Linked DNA regions of Homo sapiens: region 2 is linked to region 1. Evidence: chromatin loops called from intact Hi-C (ENCODE). Cell type or tissue: heart right ventricle. All regions are shown on one strand. Each heading gives the region's core, and the rest is flanking DNA. Links, peaks and the distances in the headings are about the cores only. Region 1 overlaps EIF2B3 (eukaryotic translation initiation factor 2B subunit gamma). Region 2 overlaps EIF2B3 (eukaryotic translation initiation factor 2B subunit gamma).

The links. Hi-C counts contacts between places; a loop is a spot of excess contacts. Peaks named below come from ENCODE experiments on the same cell type or tissue, not always from the same donor. Only the 100,000 strongest peaks of a DNase experiment are listed, where the experiment ranks them.
Region 2: it touches region 1 in a loop (2.5-fold over the local background); 2 of 110 quality-filtered maps call a loop at or near these places.

Annotation. Positions count from the first base shown.
Region 1 is chr1:44,882,504-44,887,884 of GRCh38, reverse strand. All of the region lies in intron 6 of EIF2B3 (eukaryotic translation initiation factor 2B subunit gamma), which reads left to right. Among named protein-coding and RNA genes, the nearest start is that of PTCH2, 42 kb to the right of the region's middle. In heart right ventricle, for the core only: no CTCF peak of the experiment used is centred there; a DNase peak (open chromatin) is centred at 2,984; H3K27ac peaks cover 932 bases.
Region 2 is chr1:44,945,371-44,950,751 of GRCh38, reverse strand. All of the region lies in intron 3 of EIF2B3 (eukaryotic translation initiation factor 2B subunit gamma), which reads left to right. Among named protein-coding and RNA genes, the nearest start is that of EIF2B3, 39 kb to the left of the region's middle. In heart right ventricle, for the core only: no CTCF peak of the experiment used is centred there; a DNase peak (open chromatin) is centred at 3,202; H3K27ac peaks cover 2,705 bases.

The sequences.
Region 1 (5,381 bases), core at 320-5,319:
GCTCTGTCGCCCAGGCTGGAATGCAGTAATGCCATCTCAGCTCACTGCAACCTCTGCCTCCCGAGTTCAGGCATGCCTCAGCCCCCCGAGTAGCCAGGATTACAGGCCTGCGCCACCATGGCTGGCTAATTTTTGTACTTTTAATAGAGATGGTGTTTCACCATGTTGACCACCCGCCTTGGCCTCCCAAAGTGCTGGGATTACAGATGTGAGCCATCGCGCCCGGCCTTCATAAAGTCTTTAAATAAAAATATTGAAATCTTTTTAGAAGCGTCTGCATATCAGTAAGCATCCCTAGATGAGTCTCAATGCACTTCAGTGCATTGTTCATTCGGAACGTTCTACTGTAAGTTATCTTTAGTAAGATTTCGCCATTTCTGTAAGACTTCACTGCTTACCAGCTAATGTATAAGCTGGAAGGAATTCAGTTTTCCAAAAATGAAGGATCCCATTTTTACCTAAAATATTTGCTTTGCTCTCAGGTTCCCTTGATGAATTTAGCCAATGATTTTTCCTACCTAAGCACACAAGAAAAATGAAACAAAGGGGTAGAACACAAACATCCCTGTGAATTTTCAAGAGCCAAATTTTACAACCCCTACAGTATTACCATTTACAACCAGTTTCTTTCTGACCCAGTCAGATGTAAGAAGCCAAGTAATTAGCTGGATCCAAGCCAGCTAATTACTGGATCAAGTCCAATCCTGGACCCACTCAAGTTTCTCTTGTGACTTCCAAACCTAGTTTGGATCAGAAATTTGCTCAAAGAAACTTGGACAGCTCAAAACACAAATCCTTGGAGCTCTGAAATCTGAGAGAGAGCTTACCCACAATCCCCAGTCACTCTGAGAGATCAATGGACATAAGTGGGTCCTTGCAGGTACCTTGCTTGTTCACTCAGCGCTCCTGGGGTTGTTAAAGCTCTACTTCAGATCCCACTTCTGACACCATCTGTAGAAAGAAAAGCTGAATTAAGTTTAAAGGAGTTTAATTGAACAATTAATGATTCATGAATTAGGAAGCCCCCAGAATCACAGCAAATTCAGAAAGACTCCAAGGATGCCTCATGGTCAGAGGCATTTGACAATTTTTAGACAAAAAAAGGAAGTGACGTACAGAAATCAGAAGTGAGGTACAAAAACAACTGGATTGGTTACAGCTCGGCATTTGCCTTATTTGAACACGGTTTGAACACTCAGCAGTGTATGAGTAGTTGAATTATGGCTGCTGGGATTGGCCAATTCTCAGCTATTAGTACAGGCACATACTCCTAAGTTAGGTTTTCAGTCTCATCTACCTATTAAGTTAGGATGCAGTTTGTCCACAAGGACTCAAATATAGAAGTATGAAGTCCTTCTCAGGCCATATTTAGTTTGCTTTAACATTCATAATTCCACTACTGTGAGATAACTATTGTGAACATTTTAGTGTATTTGTTTCCATTGTTTTATTTTCATATATATAGTAAGAATACATGCTTGAAATCACACTTTAAAAATAATCGGGGTCGGGCACAGTGGCTAACGCCTGTAATCCCAGCACTTTGGGAGGCTGAGGCAGGTCAGATCATGAGGTCAGGAGTTCGAGACCAGCCTGGCCAACATGTTGAAACCCCGTCTCTACTAAAAATACAAAAAATTAGCCCAACATGGTGGCAGGTGCCTGTAATCCCAGCTACTCGGGAGCTTGAGGCAGGAGAATCGCTTGAACCCAGGAGGCGGAGGTTGCAGTGAACCGAGACCGTGCCACTGCATTCCAGCGAGACTCTATCTAAAAAAACAAAAATTTGCTTTTTTCATTGAGTGTTATAAGCATTTTATTCTATCATTAAAGAATTCTTGGCCAGGCACGGTAGCTTACGCCTGTAATCCCAGCACTTTGGGAGGCTGAGGTGGGCGGATCACGAGGTCAGGAGTTCAAGACCAGCCTGACCAACATGGTGAAACCCCATCTCTACTAAAAATACAAAAAAAAAAAAAAAAATTAGCCAAGCGTGGTGTCAGGCACCTGTAATCCTAGCTACTCAAAAGGCTGAGGCAGGAGAATCACTTGAACCTGGGAGGCGGAGGTTGCAGTGAGCCAGGATCGTGCCATTGCACTCCAAGCGAGACTGCGTCTAAAAAAAAAAAAAATTCTTTACAGTCACAGTTTTGCCTATATGACATTCTGTTATAGAGGTATTTTGATCTATCATTGTTGAATATTTTATTGTTCTCCATTTTTATAAATAACGGGAATACCTTTTTTTGAAAGATTCTTGTTTATAATCTGATGATTTCATCTATTCAGCAAATATTTACTGAGTAATATATTTTCCTTAGGATAGACTTATAGAAATGGAATTACAGGGTGAAATTATATGAATATCTTCAAGTCTTTTGCTATAATGTTGCCAATTATTTTTCAGAGATTTTATCAGTTTATACTCCGACTCCCATTATGTGACAGTAACGGTTCTCAAAGCACTCTTATCAGTAATGAAAATTGTTTTGAATCAGTTAATTTAGTTGGAGGAGAAATTGCATCTTATTTTAGTTTTTTACTTCTTTGAAAATATTTTATATGTTTTTTTAACACATATCTGTTTATTAAGAATATTCTTTGCCCTATTCATAGCAATTATTTTGTCTTTTTATTTGGTGGGATTGTTTGCTAGTAGTCAAGTCTATTGTTCTCCTTTGTGATTGCTTGAGAAGAGCTTATGATTTCATGAGATAAGACAGGTGTTTCTAGGAAGGCTGTGTATAAGAGGGAAAGGAGAAAGTAAGGTTGACCAGGGCACTGTATCCAGCAAGTGGCCTAGGCCCAGGATGTTCACAATGGTTCACTGTAGCTTTGTAACATTTCTTGGCACAGCTCTGAGCTGCCTGCACTTTAACTAGGAAGCAGGAAGAGTAATTGTTTCCTTCATTATGTTTCTAAGTCAACTGCATCATGGGGATTGACCTAATGTTGAGCTCCAGCAGAGGTGGGTGGGACCTGGCAGGGCTGTTTCATAGCCTCTCTTCAAATCATGGATCCTCTCGAAGGTTCTGCCTGATGGGGCCATGTGCCAAGGCTCGTCTGCTTGCCTCTTGCAGTGACAGTTCTTTTTGGTCTGTAATGTAAATATCATGGCCCTGAAATCCCCTAGCTGTCCGTGCTTTGTCACTTCTTCAAAGGGAACTGACTTGTTTTCCAATGGAGGAGGAACATTTGCTGCCTACACTGGTTTGAAGCATTAAAAGGGGAGAAAAAGAGCTAAGAGTAAGTGTTGCTTCATTCTTTGTATTCACATGGAAATTTTTAAATCTTCATCAAAGGATCAGGAGAAAAATCACATTGAAATTCAATACAAGAGCTCACAGCTTAACACAGAATTTTTCAAAATTGATTCTTTAAAAATTGCAGAAACTATGAACTGTGTAGCTCCAGGGTTCATAGTTTTCCTTACCCTCCTCAGCCTCTGCCTCTGTCTTGCCTTCCTTTCTACCTACACTCCATCTGTTTGGTTTTGTGTCAGCATGCAGAGCTTTGAATGGGGGCTGGGAGAGGTGGTGGGAAGTATGCAGCAAGTCAGGTTTATAGAGCTGCCCATACTTTCACCCCTCTCTCAGGCCTCATTATCTCATCTCTCAGAATATTGTAACTGGTCTCCCTTTCTTCAGTTTCCTTATTCCAGGCTTTCTTCCACATTGCTACCAGAATTACCTTAATAAGAGATAAAACTGTTCATGTCACTTTCTTGCTTAAAAACTACCACTGGCAGCCAGGTGCGGTGGCTCACACCTGTAATCCCGGCACTTTGGGAGGCTGAGGTGGGAGGACTGCTTGAGTCCAGGAGTTCAAGACCAGCCTGGGCAACATAGTGAGACTTTGCCTCTACAAATAATAAAAAAATTAGCTGGGCATGGTGGCACATGCCTGTGGTCCCAGCTACTTGGGAGGCCAAGGCAGGAGGATCACTTGAGCCCAGGTAGTCAAGACTGCAGTGAGTTGTGATTGCACCACTGCACTCCAGCCTGGGCAGCAGAGCAAGACCCCGTCTAACAAGGAAAAATTACCACTGGCTTCTCAGTCCAGACTTTCTAGACTGCTACTGTAACTCCTCAGTGGGTTCATCTTACCTGCTGCCGAGATAGAGACGATTTATCAAGATGGGAGAATTGCAATAAAGAGTTTAATACACATAGAGGCAGCTAAACGGGAAACCAGAATTTTATTATTACTCAAATCAGCCTCCCCCAGAATTCTGAGGCTAGGGTTTTTCAAGGATGGTTTGGTGGGCAGGGGTCTAGGGAATGAGTGCTGCTGATTGGTTGGGGATGCAATCATAGGGGTGTGGAAACCAGTCCTCTGCTGAGCCCAGTTTTGGATGGGGGCCACAGAGGGGTCACTGGTCCCAGTGGAGTCATCCAGTCATCAGAAATGCAAAAGTCAGAAAAGACATCTTAAAAAGCCAATCTTAGGTTCAACAATAGTGATGTTACTTACAGGAGTAACTGGGGAAGTTGCAAATCTTGTGACCTTTGGAAAAATGATTGGTAATCATGAGAATTCAGGCCCCTCTTGTAATCCTAAATTTGTACGCTTTTATTAGTTTTATAAAGGCAGTTTCATTTTGAGAAGGGCTATTATCATTTAAACTATAAACTGTAATAAATTTCTGGCTAGGCATGGTGGCTCACACCTGTAATCCTAGCATGTTGAGAGGCCGGAGCAAGCGGATCACCTGAGGTCAGGAGTTCAAGACTCCTGACCTCAGGATGGTCAACATGACGAGACACCATCTCTACTCAAAATACAAAAATTAGCCAGGCATGGTGGCCGGCGCCTGTAATCCCAGCTACTTGGGTGGCTGAGGCAGGAGAATCACTTGAACTGGGAGGTGGAGGTTGCGATAAGCCAAGATCGCACCGCTACACTCCAGCCTGGGCCACAGAGCGAGACTCCATCTCAAAAAAAAAAAAAAAAAAAGAAAAAGAAAAAAAAGTCAGGCACAGTGGCTCATGCCTGTAATCCCAGCACTTTAAGAGGCTGCAGCAGGCGGATCACTTGAGGCCAGGAGTTTGAGACCAGCTTGGCCAACATGGCAAAACCCCATCCCTACCAAAAAATACAAAAACAGCCAGGCATTGTGGCATGTGCCTGTAGTCCCAGCTACTTGGGAGGCTGGAGCACAAGAATCACTTGAACCCAGGAGGCAGAGGTTGCAGTGAGCTGAGATCATGCCACTGCACTCCAGCCTGGGCGATAGAGCAAGACTGTCTCAAAAAAAAAAAAAAAATTAGCCAGGCATGTGGCTCTCACACCTGTAATCCCAGCTTTCCAGCCACTCAGGAGGCTGAGGTGGGAGAATCACTTGAACCTGGGAGGCAAAGGTTGCAGTGAGCTGAGATCGC
Region 2 (5,381 bases), core at 261-5,260, 63 kb before region 1:
GCACCATTGCACTCCAGTCTGGGCGATAGAGCAAGACTCTTGTCTCAAAAAATAAATAAATAAATAAACACCTTATACTTATTGAAGTTATATGTATATATCATTTAAATAATTCAATATCATTTAATAAATTAATAATTTAATAATTTAAATAATTCAATAGTTCAAGCTTTGTTCCTAAAAATATTAGTCCCCTGACCACCCCCACCCCATATCCCTAACCCGAAAGGTTCTCTTCTTTTAGCTACTTTGTTTTTTATCTGTATGTCTCTAAATAACATGCTAAAATTGTTACTTCTTGAATTTTCTGTTTTGTTTGTTTGTTTTTTAGAAACACGATCTCACTCTGTCACGGGTGCTGGAGTGCAATGGCACAATCATAGCTTACTGCAGCCTGAAACCTGGGCTCAAATGATCCTCCTGCCTCAACCTCTCAAGTAGCTGGGACTACAGGCATGCACCACCATGCCTGGCTAATTTTTAAAATTTTTTGTAGAGATAAGGTCTCGCTATGTTGCCCAGGCTGGTTTCAAACTCCTGGCCTCAAACAGTTCTCCCACCTTGGCCTCCCAAAATGCTGGGGTTACAGGCATGAGCCATTGTGCTCAGCCAACCCTAAGTTTTAAAAAGATTTATTAGTTGTATTTTTTCTCATTGTTATGAACTTCCCTTTAGAGTGAAAGTTTGATTTGGGAGAACAAAAAAAATCTCTTGTTTTTTTCTATTCCAAGTCAGTGCATTTAGAGATGAAAATTAAATTGCATATATCTAAATCCTAGAAGAGACGTGACAGGCATTTTTATAGGGAACTCATTTGAACATAATTAAAAATTAATATAGGTGCTTCTTTCCTAGCTTCACACAGTAAGGAAGAATATAATTCCTCTATTTGTTCTTAATCTGAAGAGGAAAATTTCCTTGGAGGACGTGAATGAATTATGAATATTAGAACCATAAATGTTGAGCCTTCATTTTAAGTTGTAAATCTAGCAAGCATATCATCATTCTTCAGCCGTGCCCTCCAGGACAGCTGCTTTTGACTTCTTTCCTTTCAGACATCTCTGCCTTTTGCTTCTTTGGTAGTAGCAGGTTCATTTCCTACCTTCTTGCATTAGGGAACTGCAAAGTTGTCTCTGTGGCCCCTGTCCTAACTCTGAACAGTCAGTCTCTACAAAGGGAGCATTCACCTCTGTCAGAATGTATACTGTTTCTAAACATTTAAAATCAGATGTTTTAATATTTGAGTCAAATTAAACAAAGAGAAGGAGATAACAGGAAAAGTACTAACATTTACTCATGCGTGTTTGCCAGCACTAGGTTGAACTCTGAATATACAAAGATAAAAGGGCTCCTTATGGAGCTCAAAGTCTAGATGGAAAAAATATATATGTAATCCAATTAGTGATTTAAGGTCTGTAATGGATCAGAAAATGCATCATCTCTAGGGGAGATAATATATCGGCTCTGCCCTTTCTAGTAACTGTGACAAGACCTGAATTTTGATGGATAAATATATAATAGAGTAGGAAGACAGACTAGGGTATACATTCTTGGCAGTCGACTCTATCAAATTAACACTGGCGGCCAGGTGCAGTGGCTCATGCCTGTAATCCCAGCACCTGAGGAAGCCAAGGCAGGAGGATCACTTGAGGTCAGGAGTTTGAGAACTAGCCTGGCCAACATGGCGAAACACTGTCTGTACTAAAAATGTAAAAATTAGCTGGGCATGGTGGCATGTACCTGTAATCCCAGCTACTTGGGAGGCTGAGGCACAAGAATTGCTTGAACCTCGGGGGGCGGAGGTTGCAGTGAGCCGTGATCGTGCCATTTTACTCCAGCCTGGGCAATAGCCTGGGCAATAGAGCGAGACTCTTTCTCAAAAAAAAAGAAAAGAAAAGAAAAGAAAAAGTTAACATTGGCTATGTGGAGGGGAGTTGGGGGAGAGAAGACTGAATTAGGTAGGTGGAGTCATATTTTGAAGACCCTTAAAATCATGCTAAGGAATTCCAACTTAATCTTGTTGAGCAGCAATCTCCAAAATAGGCTGTACTCAAAGCCAGGTGGTGTACAGAATTAAGTACCAGAGGAAAATGTTAGAATTTCTTGTTTTTAAATGTTTTATTTATTCCTTTTTAAATGTCTATCTTTATATATATTATATAAAGAGCATATCATATTATAGTGATCTATATATTTTTTTAAAAATTTTAAGGTAAGTGGCAATAAGTTCAACTTTTTTGATGTTTGGAAAACACTGTTTTAGGGTGTCTTTGAGCAGGGAAAAGACATATGCAGTAGAAATTAGAGTATGGATTAGAATAAGGGAAAACTGGAGCAAGAGAGACACCAGCCAAGAGACTGGAAGAAGATTTTGAGACCTGAACTAAGGCAGTGCAATAGGGGAAGAGTAGGGGACAGGGCAGGAGAGGAAGGACTTCCATCCTGGACTATGGGCGGATTTCTGGCATCAGATTCTGGATGGTAGCAACAGCATGATTAAACTAAGGAATATAGTAAGGATATTTAGCTGTGAGCCCAAGGATTATCACATTTCTTACTTACTGACTGAGTTGGTCATTTCCCTTCCTAGAGCTACTGCCCCAACCTCAGTGAAAACAATGTGGCAGTTGGCCCTTGGCCTTGCACTTTGAGGACTATAGACTGGAATCTTTTCCAAGCATTTTAAACCAAAACTGAGGTCTCCATTGCAGTTAGCCTTTGGTGTTTATTCAAGCACACAAACTATGCCAGGTGCAGTGGCTCATGCATGTAATCCCAGCATTTTGGGAGGCTGAGGCAGGAGGATTGCTTGAGTCCAGGAGTTTGAGACCAGCCTGGGCAATATAGGGAGACCCCTTGTCTAAAAAAAAAGAAAAGAAAAGAAAAAGCACACAAACTACTCTTGGGGATTTGACTGGGATTGGACCACATAGGAAAATGTAAAATGTGACCTTCATAGTCACACCAAGTAGCTGAATTCATGAGTTCCATATGGGCAGGGGTGGCATGCAGGCTGGTGATTTGGATCATAGCCATTATTTGTGGAAGCACTGGGTGAGTAGAGAAGCATGGTAGTTACCTTGCCCTGACAGTTTTTTTCCAAGGGAGTAAATGTGTTTTTCTTTCTCCTTGTCATAAGAAATCGGTTGCCAGATTGTGTTATTTATAACAATCTGTCATGGAACAGCTGCCAGGAAAAGAAAAGAGGCTATTCCCAGTAGCTCTCCTCACCTCCCGCCCCACCACTACAGCCACACACACACACATCCGGTTTTCTGATTTAACCTTTTTTCCCCTCTAATTTTACTCAGTGGTTTTGGCTTGATCGAAAATGTTCTTGTAATGAGAGATTTCTGGGCTTTGCCATGGCTTGGTAATTGGGTTTTCTGAGCTTAATTTGTTTACTTTAGTCAAGACTAACTGGCAGCAGTTTGGATTTTGAATTCCTGGGTGTTTTGGACACTTTAAACACTAAAGTGCTGCCTTCCCTTGAAACCTTGCATGTTTCTATATTGTCAAGAGTGCACACATCTGCTTTCCTTCTGAGTTGTGCTTTCTGCCCTTGACATTGCCCTGGCTTCTCTAGAGGAGCAGGCTTGGGATGAGGCATACCAATGACTGTTGGAATAGTGAGTAGGGAGATCTTTGGAGAGGCCAGTTGGTCTCTGCAGAAGAGGCATACTGTTGGCATTAGAAAAGAAGTGGGTCCATGAAACAAAGGCAGCTGAGTGTTGGCATGTTCAGGGAACTTTAAAATTAACTGCATTTCTGACACACAGTTGCTTCACAGTCCAAACAGTCCATGTTTATTCATGGCTTGTGGTCACACATGATCAAAAATACTTCTCTGGGTCTTATCAGTTTTTCTACTTTCTCTCTCTGGGCTCCAGTTACTAGAAAGCCATTTGCATTCCTAGAATGGGCTTTACATTTTAGAATAAAAATAAAAACAATGATCATTTCTTTCTGTTACAGCGTTTATAAAATCAGGCCAGGCTCAGTGGCTTATGCCTGTAATTCCAGCACTTTGGGAGGCTGAGACAGGAAGATCACTTGAGCCTAAGAGTTTGAGACCAGCCCTGGCAACATAGTGAGATCCCGTCTCTACAAAAAAAAAAAAAAAAGAAGAAGAAGAAGAAATTAAAATTAGTGGACATAGTGGCATGTGGTGCCTGTAGTCCCAGCTACTTAGGAAGCCGAGGTGGTAGGATGCTTGAGTCCAAGAATTTGAGGTTACAGTGAGCTATGATCACACCTCTGCACTCCAGCCTGGGCAACAGACTGAGACCCTGTCTCAAAAAAAAAAAGGTATTATGAAGGTATAAGTGTGATTTAGCTTTCCTTTCTTTCTTCTTCTGAGATTTCCAGCTTTGGAAATTGATCAGACAACAAACACTTTCCTTTGGAAGTGATGGAGTTGCACAGAGGATGAGATGTGTTTGGTCTCAGTGACTCTTACATGGTGCATTCTCTGGGAACAGAGGCAGGAGAGGGGCTGATGGAACAGCACCTCCGTCTGTATGCTAGGCCCTGTTCTTTCAGACCCACGCCTTTCTTTTCACACTAAGAACAGATGGCAACCAGACATTGAGTGGAGGGGTCTGTTCCTTGTGATCCTTGGGGATTTTGCATTCAGTTTAGCAAAAAGTCATCAAAACGCAAAGAGAGAAATGAGCCTACAGCCTGTTCACAATTATGCAGGACTTGTTTGGCATTCACTGTACTGACAGATTTAAACACTTTTGCAGATATCGAATGATAACAGCATTTATTTGCCAAGACAACATTGTTACCACTTCTGAGGCATCTGCATTGGAGTCATTTTCTTGATTTTGGAGTATACTTAATAGTTCAATTTATTGTAGATCAGTAAACTTGCAAAAAAACAGCCATCTTATTAGAGAAACTTAGAAAAATAGAAAGGGGATTTTTTTCCTCAGCAAATTGTCATTTTCATTCTGATGAAATGGGGCAACTTCTGTACTGTTGTAATGACAACTCTGTGAATGTCTTTAGTAATGATTTGTCTCCTTGTCTTTCTAAGCATTGTTCTAAGTAGGATTCTGCAGGCTGTTTCTTTAGTTTGTATGTATGTGGTCTGATTTGTTCACGTTTGCTGCTTCCTGCATGGTGAGTTGCAGGTGTAGGGTTTTTTTTTTTCCTAAAGAGATGTTTATGGGAACTTTTTTTTTTTTTTTGAGACGGAGTCTTGCGCTGTTACCCAGGCTGGAGTGCAGTGGCGCGATCTCGGCTCACGGCAAGCTCCGCCCCCTGGGTTCATGCCATTCTCCTGCCTCAGCCTCCCGAGTAGCTGGGACTACAGGCGCCTGCCACCACGCCCTGCTGATTTTTTGTACTTTTAGTAGAGACGAGGTTTCACC